Regions from separate parts of the Homo sapiens genome. Here region 1 is linked to region 2. Evidence: read pairs that join two places in POLR2A ChIA-PET (ENCODE). Cell type or tissue: IMR-90. All regions are shown on one strand. Each heading gives the region's core, and the rest is flanking DNA. Links, peaks and the distances in the headings are about the cores only. Region 1 overlaps POLR2F-AS1 (POLR2F antisense RNA 1). Region 2 overlaps EIF3L (eukaryotic translation initiation factor 3 subunit L).

The links. Peaks named below come from ENCODE experiments on the same cell type or tissue, not always from the same donor. Only the 100,000 strongest peaks of a DNase experiment are listed, where the experiment ranks them.
Region 1: POLR2A ChIA-PET joins it to region 2 with 8 read pairs; 1 of 35 experiments calls an interaction of 5 or more read pairs at or near these places.

What each region holds. Positions count from the first base shown.
Region 1 is chr22:38,028,932-38,033,316 of GRCh38, reverse strand. POLR2F-AS1 (POLR2F antisense RNA 1) reads left to right here. Exons shown (of 2, transcript NR_199596.1): 2 at 162-1,145. It also overlaps a transcript of POLR2F not described here. Among named protein-coding and RNA genes, the nearest start is that of POLR2F-AS1, 3.1 kb to the left of the region's middle. RefSeq lists enhancers at 1-84, 1,096-2,295. In IMR-90, for the core only: no CTCF peak of the experiment used is centred there; a DNase peak (open chromatin) is centred at 286; H3K27ac peaks cover 175 bases; H3K27me3 peaks cover 245 bases.
Region 2 is chr22:37,868,600-37,872,984 of GRCh38, reverse strand. EIF3L (eukaryotic translation initiation factor 3 subunit L) reads right to left here. Exons shown (of 13, transcript NM_016091.4): 8 at 2,638-2,809. Among named protein-coding and RNA genes, the nearest start is that of EIF3L, 21 kb to the right of the region's middle. In IMR-90, for the core only: no CTCF peak of the experiment used is centred there; a DNase peak (open chromatin) is centred at 2,554.

The sequences.
Region 1 (4,385 bases), core at 220-4,219, 160 kb before region 2:
CCTCATCTGTAAAATGGGAGAGATAAGCCATGCCCCGTCCACCTGAAAAGGCTGGCGAAGAAAGACAGGGCAACTAGGGAGGACAGCTCTGTGCAAAATCTCAAGATTTTGTCCACTTCCTTTTTTTTTTAATTTTCTTTTTTCTTTCTTTTTTTTTTAAGACAGGGTCTCACTCTGGGGCCCAGGCTGGAGTGCGGTATCATGATCACAACTCACTGCAGCCTCAACCTCCTGGGCTCAAAGATGGCTCACAGATGGCTGCTTTGATGTTTACAAGGAGGTGTTGCGTCACAGGTTGGGAGGTCATGAATTATGTCATGCTCCATGTGGGGGACATGAATTATGTCATGCTCCGTGTGGGGGACATGAATTATGGACGGCAGTAAGGGATTCCAGAGGCAGCTCACCAGTGGCCCACGGAGCCCTTCTCAGCTTGGCCTCCCCACCTCCCACCGTGGCCACCCCTCCTGCCCCTGCAGGCCTTCATAACTGCGCATCCAGGCAGCTTCCTTGCTGAAGCACCCTCTCCGCAGAACTCCTGCTCATTCCTCAAGACCCAGCTCGACTGTCTGTCCTCTGTGACACGTCCTGATTCCAGGCAGCATGAGGGGCGTCCGCCACCCCACGTTGGTTCCTACAGCACACTGTGTCAGTGTGGCATCATCCATCCATGTCCCCAATCAGGGTGTGGACAGGGCCTATGCCTCAAGCATCCTGGTTTCCCTGCCCCATGCCCAGTGTTGGGCCTAAGGAATAGCAGAGCTCAGTGGACTATGTGCCTGACTGTGGGCAGAGACCCCGGTCTCTCCTGGGCACACTCAGCCTCGAGGCAGCAGCTCGGCTCCTGACTGATGGATTCAGGGGCAGGTGATGGGTGTGAAGCAGTTTCCCCTGTCAGATACCCGCTGTGCATTTTTGGGAGGACCGTAACAGTGGAACTCCAGAGCTCTCCTGGGAAGATGGCTGTGGTGGAAGGTGAGAGGACACTGGCCAGTTAGAAAATGGATAAAAGCAGGCCAGGTGTGGTGCAGTGGTTCACATCTGTAACCCTGGCACTTTGGGAGGCCAAGGTGAGAGAATTGCTTGAGATCAGGAGTTCAAGACCAGCCTGGGCAACAGAGTGAGACCCTGTCTCTACAAAAAAATTAAAAATTAGCTGGGTGTGGTGGCTTGTGCCTAGGCTTCCAGCTATTTGGAAGGCTGAAGTGGGAGGATCACTTAAGCCCAGGAGGTTGAGGCTGCAGTGAGCCAAGATCGCGCCATTGTACTCCAACCTGGGCCACGGAGCAAGACCCTGTCTCAAAAAAAAAGTAAAAGAAAAAAAAGAAACTGGACAAAATCTCCAGACTTCAGACCAAAACAGAGGCCAAGACAGAGGGGACTAGAATGCTGGGGAGGGGACTACGGATGTGTTTGGAAGGAAAAATTGTCATGGCCGATGACTAGCCATAGGGGATGAAGGGGATGGATGAGTCAAAAATGACTCCGAAGCTTCATGCCTGGGTCACTGGAGAACAGTGGGGCCGTTGATGGGGCAGGGAAGCGGGGAGGGGTTGGTCTGGGGGCAGCATGGTGACGCGGGTTTGAGACATGGACTCACAGCACTTTCAGGCTGGAAGCAACCTTCGGAGGTCACCAGGGTCACACGTGAGGAAGTGGAAGCTGAGTGAGGAGCTGCCACTCAGCCGGGACACCTGTGACATCAGGCGCCTGGGACAGGGTGTTGGTGCTGGTGGGGACCTGGACAGCGGCACAGGGTGTGAAGTCCGTGCCTGCCCAGGTCCTGCACTGGGCTCTGGGGACCTGGTGGTGAATCAGACCCAGTCCCCACACTTAGGGGCTCACTGTTCCATGGAGGAGACAGACATGACTGTAATTACTACCTGGGCTAAGAGGGTGGTGTGGTGAGGACTCAGAGGGCCAAGTCTACCTTGTGGGGGGACGTGGGTAGGAGAAGTAGCCAAGGAACGAGGGCATCCTTGTTGTCAGAAGTAGGCTCCTCCGTGCCAAGAACATCTCATTTAATCCTTGCAACCATCCTGCAGGCTCTGTGGTATTACTGTCCGCATTTTACAGATGAGTTTGAAAAAGATGAAGCAGATTGTCCAGGGCCCTGCAGATGGAATGACACCCAAACTCTCGCTCTTAACCCCTGCGTCTTGGAAGAGGTGTGCTGGAGCTGAGGCCTGACAGAGTAGTAGGAGTTTCCCAAGGGACAAGGAGGGAGGGGGCGACACCGACACTTGCCAAGACCCGTCTTTCCATTGGCAGGGTCTGAAGTGCTGGTGGTCTGTAGCCTGCTTCCTTACCTCTTGCCCAGGGCCTCTCACAGCTCTTCCAGCCCTCGTCCTGTCCCAGGGCCCCTCATTTCACAGACCCTGCCTTTCCCACCCCCTACTGGTGACAGCCGACTGATCTGATGGATTTGTCCAGCAACTGAGCTGGGGGTGGGGTGGGAGAGGGCCTGTTCCTGATCCCCGGGGAACCACTGACCACGCTCCCCAGGCCTTCCCAGCACAACCCTGCCCCCACCCACACCTCCCCACTGCATGACCTCTTCTTATCCCGGGAGTGACCCTGCAAAGCAAGTCATCCCAGAGAAGTGAGGATGTGCCTGAATCACCCAGTGCATAAGCAGCTGAGCTAAGTCTCAGACCCACAGGCCTGGGGTCTCAGACCATGGCGGTCCCCTGGGCTTGGACAAACCACAGAGTACTTTTCTATCCTCGGGCTCCGGTTTGCAGGGCACCATGGGAATGATCGGGGAGAAGGAGGGTTGAGCACTAGCAGTCTTGGGCAAATACAGTTTATAACCCAGGGTGTGGCAGTGCGCTGGAGTCAGCGCACACTGGCTCCCGAGAGCCAACTGTGAAAGTCTCTGGAATCGAAGCCAGTTGATATTACCTTGGAAGCTTTGAGCCTGCCCTGATGGGACTTTTTCCACTATGAAAATTGGCAGTCTACCTCTGTGTCTCCCACCTCCACAAACAGAGCTGGTTGTGAAGCATATTTACCAGCACATGACTGTCCAGAGGGCCCGACTCCTGGCTCCCCAGGGGGCTTGTGGGTTCTCTCAAGCTCCCAGCCCTATCTGGGGATCTTCGGGGAGTCGTTCTTGCTCAAAATCCATTGATATCTCCCACTTGCCACCAATAAAAGTCCAGACTCCTCCCCTGGGTTTTCCATCCCCAGCTTCAGGCCCAGGCAATCTTCCCAGCTGCATCTTAACTGTTCCCTTGCTGCCCCCACGCTTGAGCCAAACAAGAACAGATGATGCTTGTGGAAAAGGCCCTTGCTTCCTTAGTTTCCTGCTGCTGCAACAGCCTCACCTTGGCTCACGCTATTCCCTTTTCCCAAAATGCCTTTCCCCTAACTCTGCCTCTTGAAATCATCTCCAGCCTGCAAGGCTCATTCACAATTGGTGTTCAATCAATGTTTCTTGGCTGAATGGGAGGGAGCGTGGACGAAGGCTCCACAACCAGGACTGACCTGATGGTGCCTTGGTGAAGGCTAAGACCCTGGGAAACCCTGCATCCAATCCTCTGCCTCAGGACAGAGACACCCCAAAATCCCCTGCCTTCCCTAGCTTGCTTGCAGTCTCCCAGATGATGGGGTGTTAATGGAGGACAGACTGGTCACTGCTTCACAGGTAGCAAAAACAGAAACCAACTTGAACCATCCAGGTTACCTGGAAACCAATCCCTTCATTCTGTGGTCAGTCTCAAACTCCTCTGCATCCTTCAAAACCCATCCCAGGTGCTGCCTCCATTGAGAGGTCTTGCCAGTTAGAAGTCCTCCATTACCCCCTTGCCCCTGTGCCCTGCACACACTGATCATTGCACTCATGGCACAGGGTAGTGCTTATCTGTCTGTCCATCACCCCACTAGACCATAGCCAGAGGAGACAGAGCCTTATTTAAGGCTTTATCCTCAGGCTGGTGCCCAACAAGCTTAGGAGGTGCTTGTTGAACTAACTTGAAATGACTCCATCACTGTCAGCCAAGTCATCCTCCACTATCCTTGGGCCTCAGTTTTCCCCTCTGGATAAGCCAGACTTAGACGGGGTCATTTCCAAAGACATTCTGCATCTCCTATTCTGGGATTCTGTGATATGCCCCACTCCTTATCCATCTCTAATCTTCAAGTCTCCTTCCCTAAGCTGCAAGCCTTCCAGTGGGTGACGCCCCTTCCTCGGCTGCCTTCACCAGCACCACCTCACCCTGCAGACCACAGCAGTCTCTCCTCAGACCCCTGAACTCCCTTTTTCAGGGTGTTCTCTTCTCTCAGACTGTGGACTCCTCTGAAACCCTTTCAGAAGCCTCTCCTGCCCACTCCAGGCCTGGCTCACCAGCCAAGTGCACAGTCAGCACCCATAAGTGCCCATC
Region 2 (4,385 bases), core at 309-4,308:
GAAGGAAAAAAGGGCAGACATTTTCACAAAAATGAAGTAAACCTGTCATACCTCAAAGAAAATAACTGACAGTGTTTGCTACCTATAAAACAGTTCAAAGGTTGGGCACAGTGGCTCACACATGAAATCCCATGAGTTCAAGATTGGCCTGGGCAACAAAGTGAGACCTTGTTTCTACCAAAAAAAAAAGAAAAAAAAATCAGCCAGGTATGGTGGTGCAAACCTGCGTTCCTAGCTACTTGGGAGGCTGAGGTAGGAGGATCACTTGAGCCCAGCAGGTAGAGGATGCAGTGAGCCATGATTGTGCCACCGCACTTCAGCCAGGGTGACAGAGTGAGACCCCATCTCAAAATAAATAAAAATTCAAGCTATTAAGCAAAAATGGAATTTTGTAAAACTTGTATCTGCCACTACAAGCTCTATAGCTTACAAATAAATGCTTACCTGATGTCAGTGGCAAAAGTAACAAATCTGACTTTTTAAAAAAATGTAATAAAATGTGTCAACATTTGGAAGATCTTTATAACTCAGAGAACCAATATTTTTTTAGAAATCACACATGGCCAGGCGCAGTGGCTCATGCATGTAACCCCAGCACTTTGGGAGGCCGAGGCAGGCAGATCACTTGAGCTCGGGAGTTCAAGAGCAGCCTGGCCAACATGGTCAAACTCTGTTCTACTAAAAATACAAAAATCAGCCCGGCGTGGTGGCGTGTGCCTGTAATCCTTCCTTTCTATATCCCTGGAGGCTGAGACAGGAGAATCGCTTGAACCCCGGAGGCAGAGGATGCAGTGAACTGAGATCATGACATTGCACTCTGCCTGAGCAACAGAGCAGATTCTGTCTCAGGAAAAAAAAAAAAGTCACACATGGATGTAAGGAACTCATTCAAATTACAGAAGTGACGAATAACGTTAACAAAAGAAAAATTCACCAATACAGTTTCAGATTCCTCACTGCACCTAATCTGTATGAAACTACCACTGGTTACTTCAAAGAAGTACAGGGTGAGTATACTTCTATAAATGCTTGTGATCAGAAGTGTTTTGGATTTTGCAATTTTTAATATCTGCATATGCCTAATGAGATATCTTTTTTTTTTTTTTTTTTTTCCCCGAGACAGAGTCTCGCTCTGTCACTAAGACTGTAGTGCAGTGGTGCGATCTCGGCTCACTGCAACCTCTGCCTCCCTGGTTCAAATGATTCTCCTGCCTCAGCCTCCCAAGTAGATGGGATTACAGGTGCCCACCACCAGGCCCGGCTAATTTTTTGTATTTTTAGTAGAGATGAGGTTTCACCATGTTGGCCAGGATGGTCTTGAACTCCTGACCTCAGGTGATCTGCCCGCCTCAGCCTCCCAAAATGCCAGGATAATAGGCGTGAGCCATGGCACCCGGCCCTAATGAGTATCTTAAGGATAGGATCCAAATCTAAACATAAAATTCATTTATTTTTCATATATGTCTTATACACACAGCCTGAAAGTAACTTTATTATAATCTTTTAAATACTTTTGTGCATGAGACGAAGTTCTGACTGCAACTGCTCATATGAGGTTGGGTGTAGAATTTTCTACTTACGGCGTCATGTTGGTGCTCAAAAAGTCAGATTTTGGAGCATTTCAGATTTCAAATTTTCAAGTCAGGAATATTCAACCCATACATACTACTACATGGTGTAGTATCAAAGAAAATCCTCTCCAATAATCCTGGCACTTTTGGGAGGCCAAGGCAGGACTGCTTGAGCCCAGGAGTCCAAGACCAGACTGGGTGACACAGCGACACCCTGTCTCAAAAACAAACAACAAAAAAACTTCCTATAACCGTGTGAAGCCAGATTTTCCTTCTTTTTTTTTTTCAGACAAGTTCTCGCTCTGTGGCCCAGGCTAGAGTACAGTGGTGTGATCTCAGTTCACTGCAATCTTTGCTTCCTGGGCTCAAGCAATCCTCCCACCTCAGCCTCCCGAGTAGCTGGGACTACAGGGGCACCCCACCCACCATGCTCAGTCAATTTAAACATTTTTTTTGAGACAAAGTCTCACTATATTGCCCAGGCTGGTCTCAAACTCCTGGACTCAAGCGATCCTTCTGCCTAAGCCTCCCAAAGTGCTGGGATTACAGGTGTGAGCCACAGTGCCTGGGCCAGATTTTCTTTATGTGCTTCAAACAAAAGAACACATTGCAACAGATTGAATGCAGAAGCAGAAATGAGAAGCCAGCTATCTCAGCCAGACAGAGAGATCTGCAAAAATGCCACTCTTCACTGAAAAAAAAAGAAAAAAATTTTTTAAAATAGATACATTTTGTGGTTCTCAATATTTTAACAGGGTAAAGTGGCTCTGACACCAACACGTGTGAGAAGTGCTTATCTAAACAAAAGCACTGGAGACACAGAAGTGTTTACAAACGCAAATCTCAATGTGCTGGTTCAGTCTGTTGGCCAATGGACTCCCAAGCCCCAGAGCCCCCAGCACAAATACTCTGCTACTGTTTGTACTCAAGCACCTACAAAGAGTCAACAGACCACCACCTAAGACATGGTGACTCATCTGCTCTCCTTGCAGTGATCTATTCATTTGGAACAGATGGCAAGCAGCTGGAAATTCGCAGGCCACGGCTGTCGGCCTGCTGCACTCACCTCCGCTTGTGTATACCTCCAACTGTCGGTTGATGTTGGATTTGTCTACCAGGGAATGAAGGACATTGAGGACACTATGAACATTCCAGATTTTGGGATTGGAACGAAGAAAGTCAATCTCCTCCTCTGACTTCTTGGCAGTCTTACAGCGGTACTGACTGAATGACTGAAACTGTTGAGGAAGAAAAGAAACATGCAGTAGTGGTATAAGCCCAAAGTGATCATCCATGTCCACAATGCTGAAAACGAGGCAATGCTCTGGCTCTGGATGGGGCAAGGTGAGGGTGAGATGACCACTTCTCATTCTAAACCATTCCGTACACTGTTTTTCAAAGCCATCTTGACTAAACTGTGAATTCTGTTCATTACTGAATGTTACTTACTACACAGTGAAGTAAAAATCTCTAGGATTAGAGGTAGTCTGTGGTAAAAACATCCAATCTGGAGTCAAACACAACCCAAAGTCACTTCCTGTCTCTGGGCCTCACAATGCAGTTGACCGGGCCACCAGAAACACCACAGGGGCTCTTGTACCATCTATTCAGATGCAGCTAGACTGTGGTACGCCCTGGGTTATGGGCAGTGATGTGGTAATAGGTATCTGCACGTGTGAGCCTTCCCTACCACAGCTGACCATCAGTTCCCAGACTATGTCACCTCTCTACCACTCTCAACCAGAGTCGTCTGGCCAAGCACAACGAACACAGAGAAGATATGCCACAGGAATCTGTTTGGGACAGAAGTAGAACCTGGAAGCACTCCTGGCCTGGCTCCAGCAGTCACACAGATGGAACACAACAGACCTACCTACTCAATTTTTTAAAGTTCTCTGGTTGAATCTGGTGTGCATCAGGTTTGGAAATCACAGACCTAAAACCTAGGTCTTAGAAGATCTAAGACTGTTCTTCAACTCTTCCAGCAGAGATCAGAGGCTCACCCCTGTAAACCCAGCACTTTGGGAAACTGAGGTGGGCAGATCACTTGGGTCCAGGAGCTCAAGACCAGCCTGGGAAACATGGCAAAACCCTATCGCTATAAAAAACACAAACGAATTAGCCAGGAATGGTGGCAGGCACCTGCAGTCTCCGCTACTAAGGAGGCTGAGGTACGGGCTTTGCCTGAGCCCAGGAGGCGGAGGCTACAGTGAGGTGAGGTTGTGCCACTGCATTCCAGTGTGAGTGACAGAGTAAAACTCTGTCTCAAAACACAAAAAATTATCTTCTTCTAGACTGTGGGACAAAATGCTAATTTTGTAATATAAAAACAAAGAATATGCCAGGCACGGTGGCTCACGCCTATAATCCCAGCACTTTGGGAAGCCAAGGTGGATGGATCATGAGATCAAGAGTTCGAGAACAGCTTGGCCAACATGGTGAAACCCCATCTCTACTAAAAATACAAAAACAGGCCGGGTGCGGTGGCTCATGCCTGTAATCCCAGCACTTTGGGAGGCCGATGCAGGCGGATTACCTGAGGTCGGGAGTTTGACACCAGCCTGACCAACATGGAGAAACCCCATCTGTACAAAAAATGCAAAACTAGCCAGGTACAGTGATACATGCCTGTAATCCCAGCTACTCGGGAGGCTGAGGCAGGTGAATCGCTTGAACCTGGGAGGCAGAGGTTGCGGTGAGCCAAGATCGCACCATTGCACTCCAGCCTGGGCAACAAGAGCAAAACTCCGTCTCAAAAAAAAAAAAAAAAAAAAAAAAAGCACCAAAACAAAAATAGCCAGGTGTGGTGGCACA